2 separate regions of the Homo sapiens genome follow, and region 2 is linked to region 1. Evidence: chromatin loops called from intact Hi-C (ENCODE). Cell type or tissue: heart right ventricle. All regions are shown on one strand. Links, peaks and the distances in the headings refer to the core of each region. The heading gives the core; the rest is flanking DNA.

Region 1 (11,473 bases), core at 1,409-9,408:
TAAATGAATATTTCATTACTTTAATTACCAGGGACTACTCTTTTCTTGCTGTCTTATGATAAGTGTTGCTGTAACTAGCAACAGCAAACATCCACTAAAACATAAAGTGCAATAATCGTCCTGCTGTCAGGATCACCACTTTAAAATACGAGCAGGGAAAAAATATAATGGTTTATCTATTTCTTAGAGATTGCAGAAGTAGAAGATGGAAATTCATTTAATGTCAGGGGGAAAAAACGCACACACAAAGGCACCAGTAAACAGGTTTTAGTCAGAGAATAATGGCTCCAAGAGAGAGAAGAAAAAAAAAAAAAGACCAGTTGACTATACATTTGAAATGTTAGCCCTAAAAGAATGCTAGAAAGTGAAAAGTAAGAGGTAATAGTGTTTGGATTTTTTAAGGCAAAATTTTGTCTGTGTTGCACAATGTAATAGCTTGAACATTAGAAAATAAAAAGCGACTGGGGGAAAGACAAGGAAAGCAAGTGGTTTTCAAGTGATTAAGCAAAGGTGGAAAAAGTTCAAGTTGGCAAAAGTTTAGAAGCTCAGTCCAGTTCCATTTAAAAAGACTAGATAAAGCCTGCCAGAAAAAGGACTTTGCCTGCAGTTTCAGAGTACTGATTCATAAGATTTGGGGAGTATCAACAATTACTCACCACTGACACCTTAAAAAATCCTGGGCACCTCTATATAAATGTCAATTTCAGGTAAAGGGGCAAAGTGGAGTGGGAGGTGGCTGGATTGTAGGAGGTAGGAGGTGGGCTGGGAGTGGGGGGTGTGGTTGAGGAGGTTGCTGAGACTGGTTGAAGCCAGCCTGTCTCTGCATTTATCACTCTGTCCCAGAGGAGGTGTTTGTTCAACATAGCAGTTTGACAGCACAAAAACACTGTGGCCAGAAGCCCTATCAAAGAACCTACTGACACGTATCATTTGTGGTCTTGGTTTCACAGGGCAAGGCTACCTCACACTTATCTGCACAAGTATAAAACTCCACACATTTCTAAGTGTTCGGTATGGTTTTAAATCTCCCCCACCCTTTTTTATTCTGTATATTGTAAACACTAGTTTAAAATACCATCTTTATTCAGGACTCCAGAATGCTGTTTTAAAAACCATAATAATTTGCAATCAGTTTAGGATAATCTGTGTTAAGATTGGTAATACTGAAGGAAAATGGGAGAAAACAGTACAAAAGCAGAAAGCTAGTAATTTATCCTAAATAATACACTTAAAGCTTAGATTAATAGGTGTAAGTTTCGTAAGAATCATGTGGCATAGGGAACACATTTCCCCCCTACAATAAATCCTACTAAACAAGAATCTACATTAATTCTTCGCCTCTACTATTTTTGTTTAAGTGTATTTCATTCACAAGCTAGATGACTGTAGTGAAAGTTAAAGAGGAAAATTCTCAGAGTTTGGATCCTAGGGTGCATTTGTGTTTGTGTGCATGTGGGAATGTGTGCACATGGGCTGTATTTAGTTTTCAAATTCCCATCAGCAGAGCAAAGGTGATGGGAAATCTTTAGAGGACAACCATTTTGCTCAGAGATATTTCCCTCTTAATGGGTCTATTTATTATGAAAACACAGCTTACTGAGTTCCTTATATATAAACCTCACCTCTTAAAACTGAGAATTCTCATGATGTGAAACACTTCCATTGATGTGCATGGTGTCTAAAATAGAAACTTAGGTACTTCCAAGAATAGGCAATTGCAATTTCCTTGATTACAGTTACTTGGATATACAAGACAATAAATACTTTCTTAAACTAAGAAACATTGAAAGCAATATATTACATTTATAGATCACTTGGGCACTGAATTCCTTGAAATTTACTCATCCATTTGAGAGAAAGAAAAAAACCTCAGATTTTATATAGCACAATATTTTAATCTGTTCATCTATTACTGATTATTTCATATTTGGGAGGAGGGGGTGGCTATCATCTTGTCAGGAGTACCTTTCCTTGAGTTATTATAAAAAAATAAGAAACAGTATATAAAGAACAAAAATCACTATGTTGTCTATGGGCAACGTAACTATTAAAGAGAAATCCATTACAGTTTTTTTAATGTAGAATACATTTTAGGAAATCATTAATGACAGTTACCTATTCCCAGGAATGTGGTCATCTACCTCTCTCACCTGAGATTATTTTTAAATGTTCCCACCTTAGTTTATCCTGAAGATTTAAAAGTATACCTTCATATATTTGTGATATATAAAGGTGGCCAACTGACCAGTTCTGTGTTTACTGTTTGATTAAAAGAACATCTTCTTTTACACAGGATTTAAAATTTTAACTTCAAAAGATTCAACTGTAGAATTAGACCTCTTCTAGTTTATAGTAAAGTGTTGTGTGGGTTTAAGATGAAATCATACACAGCAAACAAGAAAAATTTACAACTTAAAAATGGATTAGATACAATAGAGTATGACATTTAATCCCACAGATTATAGGAAAAGTTATTTGGAGTCTTAATTTTATAGCAGCGTTAAAAAGAAAGAAAGAATGAAAGGTAACCTGAATATGCACACTAACAGCTCCGTATCGTCTTCTAGTTCTAACCACTACTTCAAATCTCAATCCCTGGACCCAGCTCAGTGATAGAACTAAATTTGTAAATAATCATGAATCATTATGATGATTACATTCCTCAATTGAAAAAATGAAAGCAAAGTACAATCAGACCCTTCTTGAAACGTTTGCTCCCCTTACACTCTTAATGTGTCTGTGCTGCCTGCTCTTCCAAAGTCTGGTTTTTAGAAACCCATATTAATTTCTAACCAAGGCTGCAGCAGCCACTGTAAACGTACATGGCTTTATCAGCTCTCATAGTTTCTTGGGTCACAAATGTACCATATCTGATGACACAGTGATCATCTTCCTTCTCCTTTCTCTTTTCAGATCCTCTAACTTTCCTGTCAGAAGCCTGAAAAAATATGCGCAGTTACTGTTGCTGAGGGGAGACAAAGTTTAACTTCTGGGTTGGCAATCGGAGAATAATTCATGAGCAGATTTCTAGCAAATGATATGATTTGCTAAATTTTGGTCTTTGATTTATATTTATGTACTCCTGCTACTGCTAAGGTTTTGCCAACCTCAATTAGATCATGAATGAGATCATTTTAATTCAGCCCCCAAACTGTGACCTGACCATGGTCTGAAAGTGTTCAAAAAGTAATTTTAAGCCTCCCTTTGATTTGAAAAGGAATACTGCATGCTTGGTCGTTCATACAAATAACATAAAACTTAATTATTGGATGATTTGGCAGAGGACCTTCTTGCCAAACAACAGTCAATGCCAGCTACTGTGATGCTGGCGCTGCCCGGGCCCCCGAGCCCACAGCCTCCTTGTATACGGGCGTTTGTTCATTGTGTCTCAGGGCAAGATGCTTTCAAATAGGATTCACGGATCTGGGAGGCAGGGTGCAACTCGAAGGGTGTACCATATTTATAACTCAAGTTTAAAAATGCTGTCTCACCTAGAAGGGAAGTAGATCTGCGCTGTCAAATCACCAGGAGGCTGTGACAAAGGGAGCTTGCAGCCTGACACACGGTGTAACAACATAGCAAACACCTTTAATTCCGTCATGTCTCATACCCTTTACTTTCTCACACATTTGTGGCTGCTCGAATGTTGACACCTACACTCTTTTTCGAAACTAAATAAGGCAATCTTATTTAAGCCCAAATGCAACACCTGTAAAGTTATTCTTGTGCCCAGCAAAAAATAACCATTAACTCCTTCCTCATAAATGCCTCTCTGCTTGCTTTGGAAAGTCTCAAGTTGGTAACGGCCAGCCTGAGGCCCTGACTCTGAGGTTCACATGACCTCCCAGGTTTGGACAGATAGGCAGTACTTCCCCCTTGAAAAGATGCGAAGGCTGAGATCATATCACTGTCCGAACTGGCCTCTCATAGCTTTTCAAGTTGAAGCCCCTTTCTTCATCACAAACTTCTGGTGTCTTTTATAGGAAGGAGAGAGGCCCCAGCTGCTTCATTCCCTCTAGCTACCGTAGTCTAATATTTTAAAAGCTAGAAATGAAAATAGCTTTTCTAAAGATATTTCCTGGAATTTTTAATGTGCTGCCTTGATTCCTTTTTTCTATCTTTTTTTTTTCCCTTGCCAATTATAAACCACCATTTGGAGGGCTTATGAGCAATGTAAGTCCACCTCATCTAATTAAACCACATTGTTTTAAAAGCTTGAACAGTTTTCATGCCTATAAGACTTGTCTGAATAATAAACTGCTAGAGCCAGAATTCTGAGTGTCTTTGGAGAGCCAGGATTTTATCTGCTGAGCGCAAGGGGCCAGGCACTCAAAGAGTTAAAGAGTGTTCCCGCATTGCTGGGTAGGTTAATATCACAGCTGCCTGGTAAAGCATTATCCCCGTACCTCACTTAACAAAAGCCTCCTTTTGCAAACAGACTCCCACTTTCCCCGCAAGTGTCCAAAGGTGTTTACTGAAGTAAATCTGCCTAAATCCTTCATTGCTTGGGTCATGGGGGTGGATAGGAGGGGTGGAAGGTGTAGGGATAATCTCTTTTTGTAAATTCTGTAAATCTTCTGGGAAAAAGAAAAAAAAATCAGGAATCTGTGTCACATGTTCGCACAACTTCTAATATATCCGTTAGTTTTGCTCTTATAAGTGAAATCTTCCACAAGGGTTATTGGAAAAGCCCCCGTTTCAAATCATTCACTCTGCTGTTGGAAGAGATTGCACTTCCAAAGTTTGTGTGTGTGTTTGTGTGTGTGAATGTGTGTGTGTGTGGTGCATGTGTGTGAGCGCATTGTATCCTTAATCTAATTGTTGGGAGAAAATTATTGGTATCTCAAAAGTGGTTTCAGAAAGGGGAAGAAAAAGACAAGACAGTCTAGGAGCAAGATAATGTCGCTGAAAAGTTGTCACGAGAGGTTTCTGCTCTTGCTGTGGTCTCATTCCAATACCATTAACTGCATGTTACTTTTGCATGTTGAAAATGGTGGCAAATAACACAGTAAAACCTGACAGGTCTGCCTGCGAGGGTTTAAACAGTTCCCAGGAAGGAGGCCTTTAGGCACAAACTTTCTCTCACAAGAGAACGTGAATACCACCAACCCCTCCCCTACAAATCCTGAAGCATCCAGTTTGAGATACAAAAAGGCTGTCATCTCACAAATGTTAAACATACTAAAAAAATCTGAAAAAAAAGTATGGAGAAGGTGTGAAAAACGTGGCACTTTACAGCCCTCAAAGCTTTTTAAAATAGCACAACTTTTCCCCCTAAAATTCTTTTCAGAGAATTTTTTTTTTCCTTTTTGGCTCATTTGAGAGTTTCTTCTTGGCTTTTTTCCCCTTTCATTTGAAAATATGAATTATCATAAAAAGTCAGGGGGAAAAATGGGAAAGTCTTTTCCAGTTTTCCTGAGGATTTATCAGTGTGTTCAGGCTGGGTGTGAGGACCCGTCACTGAAACCAGACCAGGGGCCCAGTCTCCAGCTCGCCCGTCCCTCCCACCCCCAGGGCCCTCACCTCTCTGGTCCGCTGGTAAACAATCAGACTTATTAAAGCCAAATCGTAGGCAGCACTTAAGGGCGGGAAGTCCACACACCTGACCCCAAATCTAACAGGCTTCTGGGGGAGAATTCGATCCCCTCCTGACACTTTTTACCTCAAGTGTTGAGCGGGTGGCCATGAATAGTACAGACATGCCATCTTGTAACACTATATGCCTGTCAGGAGGGACAGGGCCTGGTGGAGCATCAGCTATATAAGGCTGGTAACTAGGGGAAGCCCAACAAACAGCCACAAACACCTAAGTTATTTTACTCAGCTACTACCCTGTGCCTCTCTCTCTCTCTCTCTCTCTCTCTCTCTTTCTCTCTCTCTTTCTTTTCATCTTGGCTTTCTGTGGCAGAATGCAAATGGAGCCTGCCGGCGGTGAAAGGGCTGAATTGTGATTAAGAAGAAGAAGAGCTCCTTTCTTTGTTCTCCCCTCAGGGGATGTTTACTGGGAGAGACACAGCGGATCAGATATGAAAGGCATTCAGGTCAGCATTGATGTGAGCGAAAGTGAAATCATACCTAAGGCATTCAAAAGACCGCCGTGTCAGGGGTTCAGCTAACGGTGCAGCTACTGGGTGTGTGTGTGTCTTCCCGGAGAGGCAAAAATCTTTTCACAGACTGGCAGTTTTTTTCCCCTCTCTAATTTACTACAAAATTATAAAAGTTTTTCCCCCATTTGCCTCCCACCAGATGACACAAGAGTTGGTATTTTCTGTCTTCATGGACCACACGCGAAATCAGACCAACTTCTAATAACTGTTGTTTCCTAAATGAACCAGCAAGGCACCATCTGAACTGTGATTTTCTTTTAAACAGGTGTATTCATGTGGGCTACATATATGCATAATATGTAGGAGAGAACGGAAAGAAGAGAAAAGCCAAAAGATACACGCATGGATGGCTTTTCTTCTTACCTCCTCAGAGGAAACACAAGACAAAACACACACATGCACATACACAGCATAAAAACACTACAGAACACCTTAAAATGAAATCCTTTATTTACTTTGTAACTACTAGTTACACTTTTCCTGAGAGATTTCACTCTGACATGACTGTCACACAAGATAAAAGTATTTGGCACATAGCTATTAAGGCAAAGGCTTCCATGGAGCCTACTGATTATTATCGTTTTCCTTTTAAAAACTGCTTGATGAAGAAATACTTGGATCTTACTTTTTAAAAGTTTACCCTCCCCACAGCCCAAATAGTCATTCAATAGATTTTCCAAGTGGTAAGCTGATGCTGTTGGCATAAACAGAGCTATGTAAATATATACAAAATTCACAAATCACAGCAAACATACAAATAATGAGGAGGTGCCTGGATGTTTCAAGGCTTAAAAATGAAAAGGAAAATTACATTTCATCTTCTGATTGCTAAAGACAGAAAAGAAGTAAAGAGGGGGAATAGGGCTATATTTATTGGTTTAAATCATCCTTCCCTCTGCTCTGAATTATTTTTTTCAACCTTCACATCTTGGCTAAAAAGCATATTTGGGCTTATGTTAACATCTGCTTTTGTGGTGACATTTAATTCTGTATATTTTCAACTAGTGTTTCTGCATCACAGATTTTCCTCCTTTATCTCTTTGCTCTGAAAAGACAACCAAAGAGCAATCAAAAAGGTGTCTGACTTGGCCATTCAGACAATTGCCCCCTTGTGGGAATGCGGGAATGAATGGTACAGTGGACACCCCAGCACCATTGACGTTATAAACATGTAAATGAAACACATTAGGGCAGACAATCAATTGTCTGTGAGCATTGCAAACCTGCACTCCCTCTCTCTGTGACAGGCACAAAATAGTGTCTACCTTGGGAAGCCACGGTGCTGAGAGGAAAAGGACAAAGAATTTCCTTTCACACAGAAGAAAATGCACCTTAAAAGCCTTGGAAGAATGCAGATGACAAAAACTGTTGCAAGGAAAAGAATCTCCCACATCTTAGAATAAACGCGGCACTGCTAGAGGCTAGCAACGCCCTCCTTTCCTACCTTCAGGGTAGACATACATTTTTCCCAGGAAATATTCTTAATATGGCATCAAGGTCTTTAATAACCTCTTGGAATTTTCTTTAAGCAAATTAAGAAGGAAGGGAAACACTGAAACCTATGACATAGCAGTTGAGCAGGGAACTTTAATCTTGGTTTTACCCTATTTGAAAACAAATGGTGGAAGACGTGAATTTATTTGTATCTGGTAACAGAGAAACAATGTAAAGTTTAAAATCCTCAGCCCACCCTTAGTCCTGGTGGACTGTCACTCTATGGACACCAGCAGCCTACTGGCTCTGCTACGAAGGAAAGCATGTTTCTACCCCAATTGGCTTAGTTTTTCCAGACCAAAATAAAACAAATAGATCAGCCTAGATACATAGCCCCCAGCCTTGTGTGTGTGCAGCGTGACAAAACTTGCAGAAGATCTCCACAGAGAAAAAAGGATGGAGATGGATATCTTTGGAGCGCCCTCAGAACTGGTACCTGCCACACAACCTGCCCCAGTGCTTTGAAAGTCAGCAAAACAGGCTCCCTAGAAGCTCATCAACTTTACGAAGAAAGCTACTTGCCAAAGATTTCCACACTTTGCAAAGATAACCAAGTCTGGACTGACAGTGATCCGAAGGAAACTTCCTTGTCTAAGTGTGTATGACTCTCGTTGCCCCATCCCAACTTCACCTCTCAGGGAGGAGAGCTAGGAGGCACCTCCTGGAGAAGGGGTTGACTGCATTTTCTTTCCTTTTCATTTAAGCATCTCTGAAACGGGAGCAACTTCTCCGTCCCTCATTGCCTCTAACCATCACTACCAGCACCTCCACTCCTTTAAGGAAGTGGTAAAGAGTGAGGGCTTATTTTAAACAGGGATAACCATTTCTGCTCTTCTGATTGTTTCTCCTCTAGGATCCAAAGCCCTGAGAACATTCAACTTGATCCCTGTTCTTTGCCACTGAAGTTCAGAGACCAAAGGCATTTGTAAAAAGCTCCCCTTCTCCTTCACACTGTCCCCAACCCTTTAGTGGAAACTCTGGAGAAAAATCAAATTTAACTTTTCCTTTCTTCTCCTATTTCCCTTTTCTCTCCTCCTAATTCAGTTTTTCTTTAAAAGACAACTTCATTTCTTTCTCTGAAACAAGCAGTTTCCGGATTTGATTTTTGCTACAACGTGCATGTCTCTGTGAGATTTTTCAGAGGCTGATGCTGGAAGGTGGCGGGATGGGGAGGCAGACCCTCTTCCCGGGCTCCGTGGGAGGCAGGAGGGAAGCAGGAGCATCCCAGGACCCGCTGCCCGAATCAGGGGCAAAAGCAACAAACTTTGCAAGTTACAAACGGGCCGCACCGGTGGCAAGCAGCAGCAGGGCATCTCCCGCTCCGAGTGCTCATTTCTGACTCCAAGGCTGTGTGGAGATAGTGGGGTATAATCAGGGGAAAGAAAAAGGGGGGCTGGGTTTTCCCCCTCCTCTCCAGCGTCAGTGAAAGTGTTACAAAGTGAGTCAGGCGACTGAGGATCATCTGACTGAACTTTCTTGAAACCGACACACATTCTTGTCTGCGGGCAACTCGCTTTTTGCCTCCTTCCCCCTCACCCCACTCCCTCTTTCCTCCTGCACATCTTATTTTCTGGGAAGAGATTTCATCCTTTCCATGTGGGGGAAAGGAGACTGACTGCCCGCTATGGGTTAACTTGGCCCTGGCACTGCCTCTGCCAGGCATCTTGCTAGCCTGAGAATCTGGAAGGTTGTATTTCAGATACTTGTTTCTCTCTTTGTACATTTATTTTTCTTCAACTGCCTCCTTCTCCTTTGCTTTTTATTAAATGTACATAGCATTGTCTTCTAACTCACGTTCTTGACCAGCCTTTAAAACACACACACTGCTTTACACGTTTTATCTCCTTGTCGCCTTAGTCTATATATACACTGTTGACTTCATTAAAATTATATAAAGTGCCATTCTAGGTTCCTGGATGACCATCTTTTTTTCCCTTCCAGCTTCTACTTATACGATTATTATTGCCATTATTTCTTTCCAGGAATTTCTATATGATTTTGATAAGCATCATCATATTTAGTGTTATCAGCAAAGACACAAGCTCAAAAGTGACATCTTTTCCATGAATCCAGGAAAGAAGAAAAATCCACTCAGTTCAGATAAATCCTAGCAATTCCCAAAGGGAAAGGCATTGGATATGTGTTTGATGAGAAAGAAAATGAAAAAGGGGTGGGGTGGTAGTACTCTTCTACCTGCTTCTCAAAACCAGAACATTGCTCGGTCAGATTAAACCCAGTGAAAAACACTTACAATAACCAGTATACAGCATGTTTTCCCACAGCTTATTTGGAAAAAAAGACAGGTAACAGTCAAAGTTAGAGAAGCTGTAAGCAATGGACAGGCTTGATATTAAGTGTGCAGGATCTGGGCTAAATGCCTTAAAATGTGCAATTCAACTTTCCACTTCTGAATGTGGAGGCTTCTCCCAAGTTAGTGGCTGGGTGGAGGGGAAATACTTGCAGTGTCCATGACTGCGGACATCTCTGGCACTCCATTCCACCTGCGAAGCGCCCAACGGGCCTCCCTCTCTGCCAGGTCTCCTAGGGGTTCCCAGGAAGCCAGGATCCCTCTATTTCCTTAGACCTGGGCTCTGGCCTGACCTCACTGCTAGGGCCAGGCTGGTCAACGGTGGCAAAATCCCGAAGGAGGTGGAAGGAGGAAGGCAAGAAGAAATGCACACTTTAAATAGTCTTCCCTGCAAAAGAACACTTCTGGGAGCCTTGTTTTAAATCTCATTCTCTTTTTCTCTCAAAAAAAAAAAATGACTGTTTAACAGAAGAGGGAAAAAAGCCTCCTTGACACAAAGCTTTTGTTATCCAGTTGATCAGCAACGTGCTTTAGATACTTGTAAGAGGGGGAAAAAAGCCCCACAACAGACATTGATTTTAGAAAATCAATAACCAACATTTAATAAAAGGAACAGAGGAAACACAAGAGAGGAGAGGGGGACATTAGGTGTAATTTTAGTGTCTACTAAATTACTCAGAGATGGGGAAGGGGAGGTCTCCTGTGTAAGGACCACCTTAAATAATGCCAGACACCAGAGTGAAAAAAAAATTAAATTAAGAGAGAGAGAGAGGGAGAAAGAGAGAGGGAGAGACTTAAAAAGAAGCAGCCTGAACTGAATCTTGGGGAAGCAGCTCGGAATATATTATTGTACTTGTTTTTCTGTAATACTAAGCCAAGCAAATAGATCAAAGACAGCACAAAGGGGAAAGGCAGGATAACGTAACGAACAGTTTCTGACTAAAATTCCTCTATCACTCCCCCATATGGCTCGACACCTCCACCACAACAAGCAAAAGACACACACACGCACACACACGCGTACACACACACAAAACCTAGAGAGAGAGAGAGAGAGAGAGAAAAGCATCATTTGTCTCTAATCAAAATTCTCTCGTCTTTGTGTTTTGCTCCTTCCAGCACCTCACACTGCGCCCCCAGCCGCCCCCTCCCCGCGCCGCGCAGCTCTGGGGCAGGCCGGGGGCGCGCACAATTGTCTTCTCTAGAGGAAAGTTGCTCCAAGTGGGCCCGGGCGGTCCCCGCGAGGCGCGGGCTGGGGCTGCGGAGGCCGGGAGGCCGGGTGGGCGCTGCGTCCCAGCGCCTGCCTCGGGAGCGTCTACGCGGCCCCGCGCCGGGTGATCGGGCTGAGAGCGAGGGGAGCGAGAAGTTTCCTTTCCGAGTCTGGGCTGGCGCTCGTTCGCTTGTTTGTTTTCGGGGGTTGGTTTCTTTCTTTTTAAACTCAGTTATCCTCCGTCAGCTCCCCCACCCCCCCCCGGCACCCTCGCTAGTCCCCAGCCCTCTCCCCTCCCCCAGGCGCCTTCCGCGCTCTTGCCAATCACTTTTCTCTTTTATTCCCACGATTTTG
Region 2 (11,473 bases), core at 2,213-10,212, 53 kb before region 1:
GTTTTTGAGCTGGAGTCTCACTCAGTCACCCAGGCTGGAGTGCAGTGGCATGACCTTGGTTCACTGCAACCTCCGCCTCCCGGGTTCAAGCAATTCTCCTGCCTCAGCTTCCCGAGTAGCTGGGATTACAGGCGCCCACCACCACGCCTGGTTAATTTTTGTATTCTTAGTAGAGATGGGGTTTCACCATGTGTTGGCCAGGCTGGTCTCAAACTCCTGACCTCAGGTGATCCGCCTGCCTTGGCCTCCCAAAGCGCTGGGATTACAGGCATGAGCCACTGTGACCAGCCTGGTTTATTTTTTTTAAAGTTAGCTCCTTCTCTAGGCAGTGCCCCTGGGTCTCCGGAGTGGACAAGTGATTTTAGAAACTGAGAGTGGGGGAGTCATAAAAAAGGAAGAGATTGGGAAAATACGGAGGGATAGAATATGTAAAAGAAAACACATTTAAATTTATTACTACACATGAGATCATATTTCTGGCACTTTGTAGAGGTCCTATAGAAGCTGTTAGTTCCCATATAGAAATACTAGAGTGAATAAATTGGTGTTAAATTTAAATCTACTTAGGAAGTAAAAGTCTATCTCCATTCCTGGTAAGATTCTCTTAGGTAAATCTGGAAAAGAGAGGTCCAGTGCAGAAAAGATTTTTCTAGTATTTCATCCACTGTTTTTTCGGTATAAATGAATTTGTGCTTAGGAAAATAAATATCCAGAAGGGACCTGCACATTGTATTGACTTAGCGTCTCTTAAATTGGTAAGTTAAAGGTGTTATTAGGCCTCATTAAGAAAAATTAGTATTTATTTTTCTTAGGTGTAGAAATGATTTGAAGGTGTACTAGGAAAACTTGGAAATTTTGGTTTTTCCATAGATGAATATTTACATTTTAAAACTTGGAAATCCTAAAGGATAAGCATCTTGAATGATGCAACTTCCCCTTCTGTGGTTCATTTGGGAAGCTAGCAATACTCTTACCTCCCATTGCAGTTTCAACAGTGACACCTGGAAACCTTTGTCCAATCTTTGTTATTTTGCTGTATTGCGAGAAAGTTTATATTCAAATAAGCCTTCTATTTAATTTGGAAAGAAGTTGTTGTCTTTTTGCAGAAACTTTTAACTCTTGGGTTTTCTATTTGTCCATATGGACACATCGGTACGCATGCCTATTACATATGCATTACATGTGCCTGGACCATATTTTACAAGGTCCATGAAGCTCATTTTGATTAATTTCTTTGTCAAGCTTTTTAAACATAACTATTTTTTTTCTCCAAATAACATCTTCCTATGTGTTTGATAGTTGTGGGAGAGATGAGGAAGTTATGAAGACTGCGTGGTCACCTCTCAGCAAACCCCCCTTTGACATATCTGGGGTCCACGGCTAGTTTCTAATGAGCTCCACTCACTCGTACTGTATCTTTGCTGACTAAAGCCTTTTAATGTTATTTATTCACAATCACCTCTGCATTTAGTCAGATTCAGAAACTTCAAATGCCACTTTGGACCTGATATTTTCTTGTGAAAAATGCCTAGACGGGTAGGAAATATGCTTTTGAATGTGCCACAAGTTTCCGATAACTTTTCTGTACCACATGCCACAAATCTGTATGATAATTCTCTCCTATACGCGGCTGAAGTAAGGGGGGAAGCTCTGACTTAATGCCAAGAAGAAGAGGGTGAACCAAGGAAAAGGAAAAAAAAAGTCAAGGGGTGCTTCTAAGGAGAGGAAACAAATAGTGATGCAGCACAGATATTATAGATAAAGTAAATACAGCATCACCACAAAAGGCTAAACACTTGTTAAACTGTCTGGTTTTAGAACATTTCAGCCATACAACATTATTCAACTACTCATCACTGTGAGAACAGGCAATCAGGAAAGCTAATTTCTTAATTAGCTCTGCTCCGGCGGTAATGATTGCAGATCGTGTCAACTAAAATCTGTTTGGATTTCTGTAAATTGGAGTCCGACAAGCCTGCAGTTCCGTCGCCAACCTGATAACTCTCACCCCCCTGTCTTTTGTTTTTCCTTCCAGCCTTTTTCCTGTCGCCATCTCGGTATTTAATCTGACACCGCCAGGCAGCGAGAAGGGCTTACTCTTCCCCTTAAAGAGAAAGAGAGAGAGGAGGAAAAGCAAAACATTTACGTGGGGACAGGGGGGCTGGCTACACAGGAAACCTGGTCCCAACCTAAACTACTGACAAAAGCCTTTAATCTTTCCCACATTCCTCAAGGCATTCTCCTTCTGTAATAAGACATATTCCTTTCAAGTAAATCCTGATAAGGGAATTCATTTTTTTTTACAGGAAATGTATATCCTTGTAAGTCTATCATCTTATTTAGTTTCTATATTATAGGTCCTAACTAATCCAAAACCATTTCCTTATCATCTGGCATGCTAACGGCGCAGTCATCAAAACAAACAATCTGTTAATACAACTAAGGTTAAGCAAAGCCAAGCAGTTCGTGCTATATTTAATACGCATACAACACAGCTTAGCTTTCTTAAACTGCTTGCTGGTCAGAAAGGACCAATTTGTTAGCTACCAAAGGATGTGAGTTGCCTCACAGACTCTGTGAAGCACTCAAGTCTGGATGAAGCACTAAAACATATATGCAAAAGTCCCCATTTGTCTGATCTGGACACTTGTGGCTACCATGAGGCCCACTTGGACCCAGGGCAGGTCTCTGATGATCAAATCATATTCTTTGTCTCCTTTCCCCTTACCTTCTTTTGCAGTGTTTCATCTCAAATAATTTTTCACTGACAGGATTTCAGAGTCAGAAAGTTTTAGCAAACACAAAGGTGGAAAAAGAAATCATTTTTATGCAGACTCATTAGCTTGGAGTCTAGCTTCACTGTCACTTTAAATAAATTAAAATGAGATTTAGAAAAACACAAAGGGCCTGGTCTGTAAATCATTCTATTAGTATGTCTGAGTGCACTTAGGTGATTACCTGATGTCTGTGTGATTAATACTAACCAGAGGTGTGGGTCAAACTCCGGCACCCCCTCACCCCTTTTGTGGCGACAAAGCAAGGAGGAAGGGCAATCAGTGTGGAACTCTAAGTTGACATCACTCAACAAAAAACAAAAGAAGTTTAGGGAGCACAGAACTGTTATTTTCAAAGAACTATTCTTTTTAATAGCTAATGAGAGAGAGGTCCAAAGGTATCTGCCATTTAGGGAATACAACTAAAGAATTTAGCAAAAGTATTGCTCATAATAGTGGTGACATTTAGACAAAAGTCTTGATGACAGCGCAATGCCGTGTTAGAATATATTAGTACATACCTAGGAATGTTGTGCTCACATCTGAAAAATGAAGATTCAGTATTTGTGACTTTTTTACTCTTCGTCAATTACCACAAATCTCTGTTGTTTTAAACTAGGATTTATAAACAAAGTATATTATGTTCATCACAAAATAAGGAGTATTACTAGTATGACCTTAAAGATGGTGTTTCCTCTTTGCAAAGTAAGAGGTCTGGGAATAAAAGATGTTGCTTCGTATTTGGGAAATACAGTTTATTTTACATTGCTGTAATAGGATTAGAAACTATGAAACATTATCCGATAGTAACTTTTTAAAAAACTCACCGACTGCTTAAAAACTAAAAGTTGAACTACTGAAACTCAGGATTTCCAGAGCAATTACAAACTATAAACAGAAGGATAAACCTGATCCTAATTGTGTAGTCACTATTAAGATTCCATCAAAAGCGAACAAGAAGCACAAGATAAACCTGGAATTTCCCATGCCACGTTTTTTGTTTTATCATCCAGAGGACGCTTGCTATCACTAGAACCCCTCCCTATTCAAAATTTACACACAAACCTGGATGAGATCAAGGATTAACTTATTTTACCTAAATCTCTTGCTTTGAATGCAGCTGCCCTTTGATGAATACTTTTGTGAAAACCATGCTCAGTGAGTATCTATTGTGTTTTGATTAATATTGCAGTTCAAACTCTTTTGAAACAGGATGTCCTTATATGAAGGCTCATTATTCTGACACCCACATGACTGTCTCCACTTATAGTTTATTCTAAAAGCTTCAACCCTGCTCAGAATGTAGGGATTTTGTTTGAACCCAGGATTTTCAAAGTTGGGAGAGAATCCATGAAATGATCCCTCGTTCCTGTAAATGTACACACATGGGTGTGCCTGCCTACACCATCAGAGCATCACACACACACACCCTGCACACACATCACCACACACACCCTCTATGCTAAATCTGCCTTCAATTAACCAAAAGCACAATTTTGCCCTGACAGAGAAGATTTCATTTGGTCCACATATGACTAGGGAGCCGATTTCATTTCCTGTAAAAAACCCCCTCAAACGCTGCAAAGTTACCTGACTCAGCTGCTTGTAGAAATCAAATTCAGTCAGAGATAACAGCTAATCATTTGTCACAGTAAGAAGCAATTCCCTGAAATCGGAAGGGAAAACCTGCCGCTTCAATCCGCAGGTCTGTCAGATTGCTAGAAATTACATTCTGCTCTGACTAACCTCTGCACTTGGATTGCTAACAACAAGCAGCCTGCTCTATCAAAAGAGAATATCATACAACCAGGAACCGCTTTTGATTCGTTCTGTTCCAATAACCTGAGAAAAGTTTATGGACATGCCTTGCTGCCTGGACCTCAATTTCCACCAACCTGCACACTGTTTTGAATTTATAGCACTGCAGCTCCATAGTAATGTAGGTAAAATTTACAAGCTGACTATCTGCTACTTCATTGAAAGAAAATTAAGAGTTGATTTTATAACCACACGACTGATATTTGCCTTCTGATACTTTGAGGAAGCATACGGTTTGGAAGCTTCAATTAAAATGCCAAAAGAGAAAAAACAAATTGATTAACTCTCAAAATACAATTTATATTTTTTAGAAATGCTTCCCGGGAGGGAATTAACTTTATACTCTTCTATGTAAACACTATTTGTGCAGCATAAGTTTAATAAAAATGATACATCACCTCTCTGTTAGGTTTATAATTTGCATAGCAATAGTGAATATGGAATTTTGGTCAAAATGTTTCTCTCGTCTCTCTCTCTTTCTCTTTCTCTCCCTCCCCACATCTCTCCTGCAATAGTACAGGATCGTTGGAAATGGGTAAGTTTAATATCTTTCCTAATCCCAAGAAGCCATTATTATTACTTAAAGTATATCTCAAGGTAGGTTATTAACCCCCAAGAAGTTACAGCTTTGAGTTAGAATCACATAATCTTAAAAAAGGACAACATATTTTCCAAGCAGTACTTAACCAAATACTCTTCTTTAACTCTGACTAGATTTATGATGAATACAGATATTGCAACTCTTATAAGAACTTAAAGATGGCGAACTCAGAGATTCAGCATTTAAGAAGGCTGCCTCTAAGACTAAGACTAAATCCATCCCAAGTTTGTTCCATTGTTTTTTTTTTTTAAAGCATTTTATTTTCCACAGTTGGAATCAGCTGAGGATACAGTGTGAGCAGTGACTCTGAATTTCCTTTGCTTTTGTCAAACTGTGTCACAACCATAAAGTTATTTTAACTGAGTTTATTTGCCTAGGCATTTCCTTTCTCTTGTAGTAGTGTAAGAGAAAGGAAAACAACCATTTAAAATGTAAGTACAGTTGAGTGGATATAAGGGACTCTTCCAGCTCCTATCGTAAGCAGACAATTCGATGATAAGTATGTGGGCTTTTTAAGCTTTAAAAAATATTCATAAATCCCTTTTTGGATTCTTTCATTTCAATTTTCTTCAAGCAATGAGAATTAGACAAGTTTATAAATTCTCATTTCTACCTTTCTTGGGCCAGTCCTGATTACTCTTATCATGGTTAATACTGGTTCACATGGGGGACTTCCACAAATTCTTTAATATACTGTGTATCTGGTGTAAAAAAAATTATGTAAAATACAATAATTGATGCTATTAATGTATTTGGTGAGATAATCTAATAGATTTCCTTGAAGTAACTCTAATAAATTTTTCTTCCTTAGTAAAAACAACCCCTTGGTCTTAGATTCTGCTCTTGTACAGTCATCCGTACAGTGGCCAGGGCTTAAGCTCTGGTACTGTATGAGTATGCAAACAAGCAGATTTCACAATCAGATGACACTGAGACTTAGGCTTACTGTGCCAGACTCTCTTTGGTGACTGTTCTCTCATCTTGGGCCAGCCTAGGGATCTGAGAACCTGCTGTAGTTAGAAAGAAGTCACCTGACCTCGAAGTTTCCCTCCTGTCTTTTCTCAATCGTTCCAGCTCTCACACTCAAGAGTCAGAGCTCTCCACCACTGTCCTGGCCAGAGCAGCACCCCCCAAAGGTCTGCATGTACCTCTGGCAAGATAAATGCATATAGAAGACAATGCATTTTTAGTCCCTATAGACTTTCTATAACGTCTACGTTTCCAGAATCTCATGTGTGCCTTAAAAACCCTTTTCTTCTACATTTAAAAGGACAGTTTGATTATATAATAATACCTGGATTTATGCATTAATCCACTGACAGCAGAGCCCGTTAATAGACATTTTTCCACTTGCTCCTCATAACAAACCTTTGAAGGGGGGAGCAATTATTATGAGGATGATTTTATAGATGAGTAAATTGAATCTCAGAAATTTTAACTGACTTTTTCCCACATCACCTCGTGTTAGAATCTGGATCTGATTCCTGACTCCAGAAACTATTTGTCTCTAGATTCTATCTGTGCTCTCTTCATCACCTTGGGTGTACAAATCTAAGTGAGCAAACAAAAGCCAAAATAGGATTTTTAACTATTTAACAGAGTATGGTGGTGTCAGTATGAAATCTTGTTCATCTGGTTTAGTGGACATAACTGTGCCTGGGCAGAAGAGAGAAGGAGGAGAGAAGAACAAAGGCAAGGTCAAGAGCAACTACACTGAAATTGGGAGAAAAAGCAAGTTAGATATAAGGAAGAGGACCTGGTATGTAACAGGTATTAATGGGATCAGTGACATCCATCATTTGTGAATGGAACAGGTTTTATTTTGCTTGGAAGGTTTTTTAAATTTTTATTTTTTCATGAAAACTCAACAAATTTACATGCCAATCTCCCCCCATATTTACTCTCATCTCCCAATTTCTCTGAACATAAAATTCAAATGGATTCTACAAATGAACAGACAGCTGTATACTAAATAACTCACATAAGTACTTTTTTGTTGACATTTTGTCCTGTCCCAATTAATGTTTCTTTCAGGATTTGAGGTTAGGTATTCAATTAAAAATACCATTCTTTTCTTGGTCATAAGAATGTACTTGGAGCATTTATACTAAGGCGAATTTAGAGATCAGATACATAATGTGGTACATTCTGTAATATACATGCCTTATGCTACAGAAACTTGAAATTGGGCCTCAATTGCCTATATTTCTGGGCTGTTTTCATTGCTACTTTAATATTATCTATCTTATACACACACATACACACACAAACACACACACACCCCAACCACCACCACCACCACACAACTTCACACTTTTCTGGTATTTTTATTTGCTGAAGTAAAGGTAAATTTAAAAAGCAAATTAAAAATGTCAACAAAGTTTTCATAACATCTTAAAATTACCTAACTTTCTACTTTTAAAACTGAAATACCAACTCTGGATGACTAGAAATTGAATCGGAAATGCCCCCCAGTCTTTAGGTTGGCACTAGGGAAAGACCTATAACAAGTTGCCTGATTTTCCTAAGAATACATTGAGAGAGGGTTTGCAGTTCTCGCCAGCTGGAGGAGTCTTCCTGGTATTGATTGATTATCACAGTATTCACCTTGGAATGATATAGATATACTGGATATTATGAAGCTTGGAATTTTAAAAAAATTACCATTTTGTAATTTTGTTCACATTCCAACTGACAGAAGACACAAGAGATACTTCAATTTTCTAAGAGAATGAAAAAAAAATCTTGCCCATTCTTCTGAAATTTAAGTAGGCAGCCCTTGAAAGATCACTGGGAAAAGTCTGTATTTTCTCAGGTTTAACTAAATAATTTATGCATACTTTCACTTTGGCATGATGAAGCAATTTTAGCCTTTAAAACCCACAACTACTCAGGAGGGAAAAGGTCTGGTTCCTGCAACTTAAATAATTTAAACATCCAGGTGGAAATGCTTTCAGCAGTTTCCCTTTTTGAGACAAAGGACGAAGACCAGAATTTTGAGATACCAAGAATAAAGAATTGATAAAAGACGTAAGCTCGGATGTATTTAATTTAGAATGGGAATCTTGCAATATTTTTTGAATGATAGAGACCAGAGTGAGGTGTGAGGTGAAACGTCTGCTTGCCTGCTGTTTATAATAAATGAACACATAGAAAATAACATGTCAGTATAGCCCTAAGCCACACATATATGTATTACATATATAAACATAGCATACACAAATAGAAATATCTATAAAGCTACTATAACCCCATAACCCACGTCAGCCCAAGCTTTAAGCATTAGGTAGCTACTGGAGATCTTAGAGGAAGCTGTGTTAAGAAATATTGTGCTTTAATCCCTGGCTTCTTGGGTTATATAAATGTGTATATCTTTTGATATACAACTAAGGAGAGTAAGATAAATGAAAATGGAACAAAATGTCACTTCTGTAGGACACGGGGCTGCAAAAAGGACAGAAGGAACTACTAAAATACTAGAGGAGATTTTGATATGTAGGTACCCAGCACAATCAGCCCTCTCAGTCCATGGCCTCTTAGCCTGAAGTCAGATTTCAGAACTGCCATGGGGAAATTTACCTTCTCACTTGCAGGTCTGTAATGATATACTTGTAAAGGAGTGTGGGACTTGGAACACTGCCCGTGTAAATTTAGAGCACAGCTTATAATCAGAAAGTTTTGAGGGTTAAAAAATTTCCTGCTGTCTTATCAACATACTAAAAAAATGCATAGGGCACTTTGTGTTGTAATTTCTTGTGGGAGAGAAAAACACTTCACAACTCATAAAGCACTGGTCGTTATTATTTCTAAAAAATCTTTGTCACATCCATATCTGATGCTCATGTAAAGATGACAATCAGCTAAGGTACGAAATAAGGTAACAGAGCTAAAGAGAATTGGTTTCCTTTAGAGTTAAGCATAACCAAAATTATACAGGAAGGGTAAAAAGAGATCTTGCTACGTATGTATTCTTTAAAATGAGTGCAGGCTTCATTCTCTCATAGAGGAAAACAGGCTCGTAGATTTTAACACTCCGAAACTTTTGGCCCTGTGCATCATAGGCATGCAACATACTGGGTCCCGTAAGGAGAGATCCTGAAGAAAATATGAAGAAAGGTTACCCTCCGAGCCAACAGGAAAGGTTAAGGTTGGCCAGGGCTGCATAAGACAGGGTTGCTGAAACCCAAAGGTCACATCCTGAACAAGGTTGCTATGTTATGATGATTTCATTCTGAATGCAATTCTGGCTTTGTTTTTGTTGTGGTGCTGTGGGTGAGGGCCACCCAAGTGACGTAGGTTAGAGATGTGGACTGGGGAAGAGTGATTAAACCATGGACACGTCAGTGTTGTTAAGGGATTTAAGAAATATTATTCTTGATCTATGTAAAGAGCTTGAACATCAACGGCTAAGGTATACAATGTGAAGTGAGGCCTAGAAAGAGACTGATATGGGGTGGGTGGTTGTTCTTTCATTTTCTTTTCTTTCTCTCTCTCTCTATTTATTTATTTATTTTTTGGTCATCCATTGACTTTAATTAAGCCCAGCCAGCCTTATAAGCATGGGAAACTTGGAGAACTTTTTTGTTTAAAGTGACCTTGTTCCCAGGATTTGCCCTACAACTTCTCTCAGCTCCACTGCAAGGATGAATATTCACATTGCTGCTCTGAATCTTAGAACGGGGCACCTGGCGTAAAAAAGAAAATTTCAATCTCATCTTAAGTGTAACACTGAGAGCACTGTTTTTTTTTAAGGAAAAAGAAACCTTTCTCCATAATCCTGCTGGTTATACTTCTTAACTGTATTATTTTAAGTCAATTAATTCAAATTTAAAAATAATGAAATTACTAGCAGAGACTCTAAACTTCTTTTAGTATATTAAATTGGGCAGATTGCTTCTCTCCTTCTAATTATGAATGTTGCAGTTACAAAAGAAACTGTCATTTTGATAGAGCAAAAGACAATCTGTCTGCCAAAAATGTCCAACCATAATTCTAAAAAAAAGTCATCGGCATCAAGAACATGCTACTTTGTTTGATGTACTGTCTTATTGGAAACCTGATTTGCTTTCAACCTCTGAGACAACACATAACATAAGTTTGTGTGACTAATTTTTCTTGGAAATATGAGTAATTAGAATTAGGGGCCATTTTCATAGCGGGAGTGGACAGGTTTTCAAAAAATTCAAAGTAAGTGCTATAGTTATTTTCTTTTCTTTTTCTTTTTTTTTTTTATCACACTCCTAAAACCAAGTAGAAGGGGAATGCTGGGCTTTGTACTGGATAATGTGAGTCCCCATGTAAATTGTGAGCGATTGCAAAGTACGGAAAGGTTTATTACCTAAGGTGAGCCCTCCCAGAGCTCCCGGAGTATAAAAGCATTAAGCGCATGTTCTAACAAACTCATAAAAATCAATAAACAGGAACCCCCCACCTGTGCAATGGCCCCAGTGTTAAGTTTTATACGTGTAGTAATAGTGCATATCAATTTTCACCACCCTTCCTACGCTAGCTATTACAGGGCCTACCACCACCGGAGGGACAGCGAGAGCCGCACCATTCATCCATCCCACAGAGTTGTCTACATGCCAGGCCCATTGCATCATTGTCAGTTTTATTCTATCTGCAACTGGACAAGGCTGCAGCCCTAGCTTCTATACACCCACTCAGTACCGCAACAATTGCAACTGTGTGCCTCTGTTTAAAGAGTTTACAAGTCCTTCTGAAAGAAAAACAGAACCGTTGCATATTAATGCCCCCAGGCCCTGGACGATCACACAATGGAAAGAGGAAAGACATGTCACTTCCATCGATATGTGACCTTGTCCAACTGCTGCAGTCTGTGGCTTCTCCACCAAGGTTTAAAAAATAATAATGCATTCTTGATAAGCATCTGGATGACCAGGTTTCTACAGCAACTAGTTATAATCAGAGTGCTCCTTAACAGCCAAAAGATTCGGAGAGCGCAGATCACCGTTTTATTACACACGTGGTAACATATGCTAAAAATTAGGCCTGAAATATGCAGCATTTTCACCAGGTTACAGAAATAACTACTAACATCACACTTATTTCATAATTAAAGGAAATCCTCCACCCACCTCCCCATTTTTACCAATAAAAGCAGAAAATATCACTGAATATGTAACCTTTGTACCACAGCCACTCTTTGCCATCCTTTCCTCTGTACAGGGTAAGGAGGGGGGACAGGCTTATTAAAATCCCAGCACTTGTTAGTAAAGAGGTGCAATAACTTTGGGAGGAATACTTCACTTGAGGCATT

The links. A loop is a pair of places that touch in the nucleus more often than their neighbours do. Peaks named below come from ENCODE experiments on the same cell type or tissue, not always from the same donor. Only the 100,000 strongest peaks of a DNase experiment are listed, where the experiment ranks them.
Region 2: a loop joins it to region 1, with 3 times the contacts of the local background. A loop is called at or near these places in 54 of 110 quality-filtered maps.

The regions. Positions count from the first base shown.
Region 1 is chr2:144,504,850-144,516,322 of GRCh38, forward strand. All of the region lies in intron 2 of ZEB2 (zinc finger E-box binding homeobox 2), which reads right to left. Among named protein-coding and RNA genes, the nearest start is that of ZEB2-AS1, 9.0 kb to the right of the region's middle. RefSeq lists enhancers at 5,443-6,358, 6,006-6,075, 6,106-6,155. In heart right ventricle, for the core only: no CTCF peak of the experiment used is centred there; DNase peaks (open chromatin) are centred at 3,435, 5,662 and 5,919; H3K4me3 peaks cover 7,295 bases; H3K27ac peaks cover 8,000 bases.
Region 2 is chr2:144,450,688-144,462,160 of GRCh38, forward strand. The region is part of intron 2 of ZEB2 (zinc finger E-box binding homeobox 2); the gene reads right to left. Among named protein-coding and RNA genes, the nearest start is that of ZEB2-AS1, 63 kb to the right of the region's middle. In heart right ventricle, for the core only: no CTCF peak of the experiment used is centred there; no DNase peak of the experiment used is centred there; H3K4me3 peaks cover 1,645 bases; H3K27ac peaks cover 7,907 bases.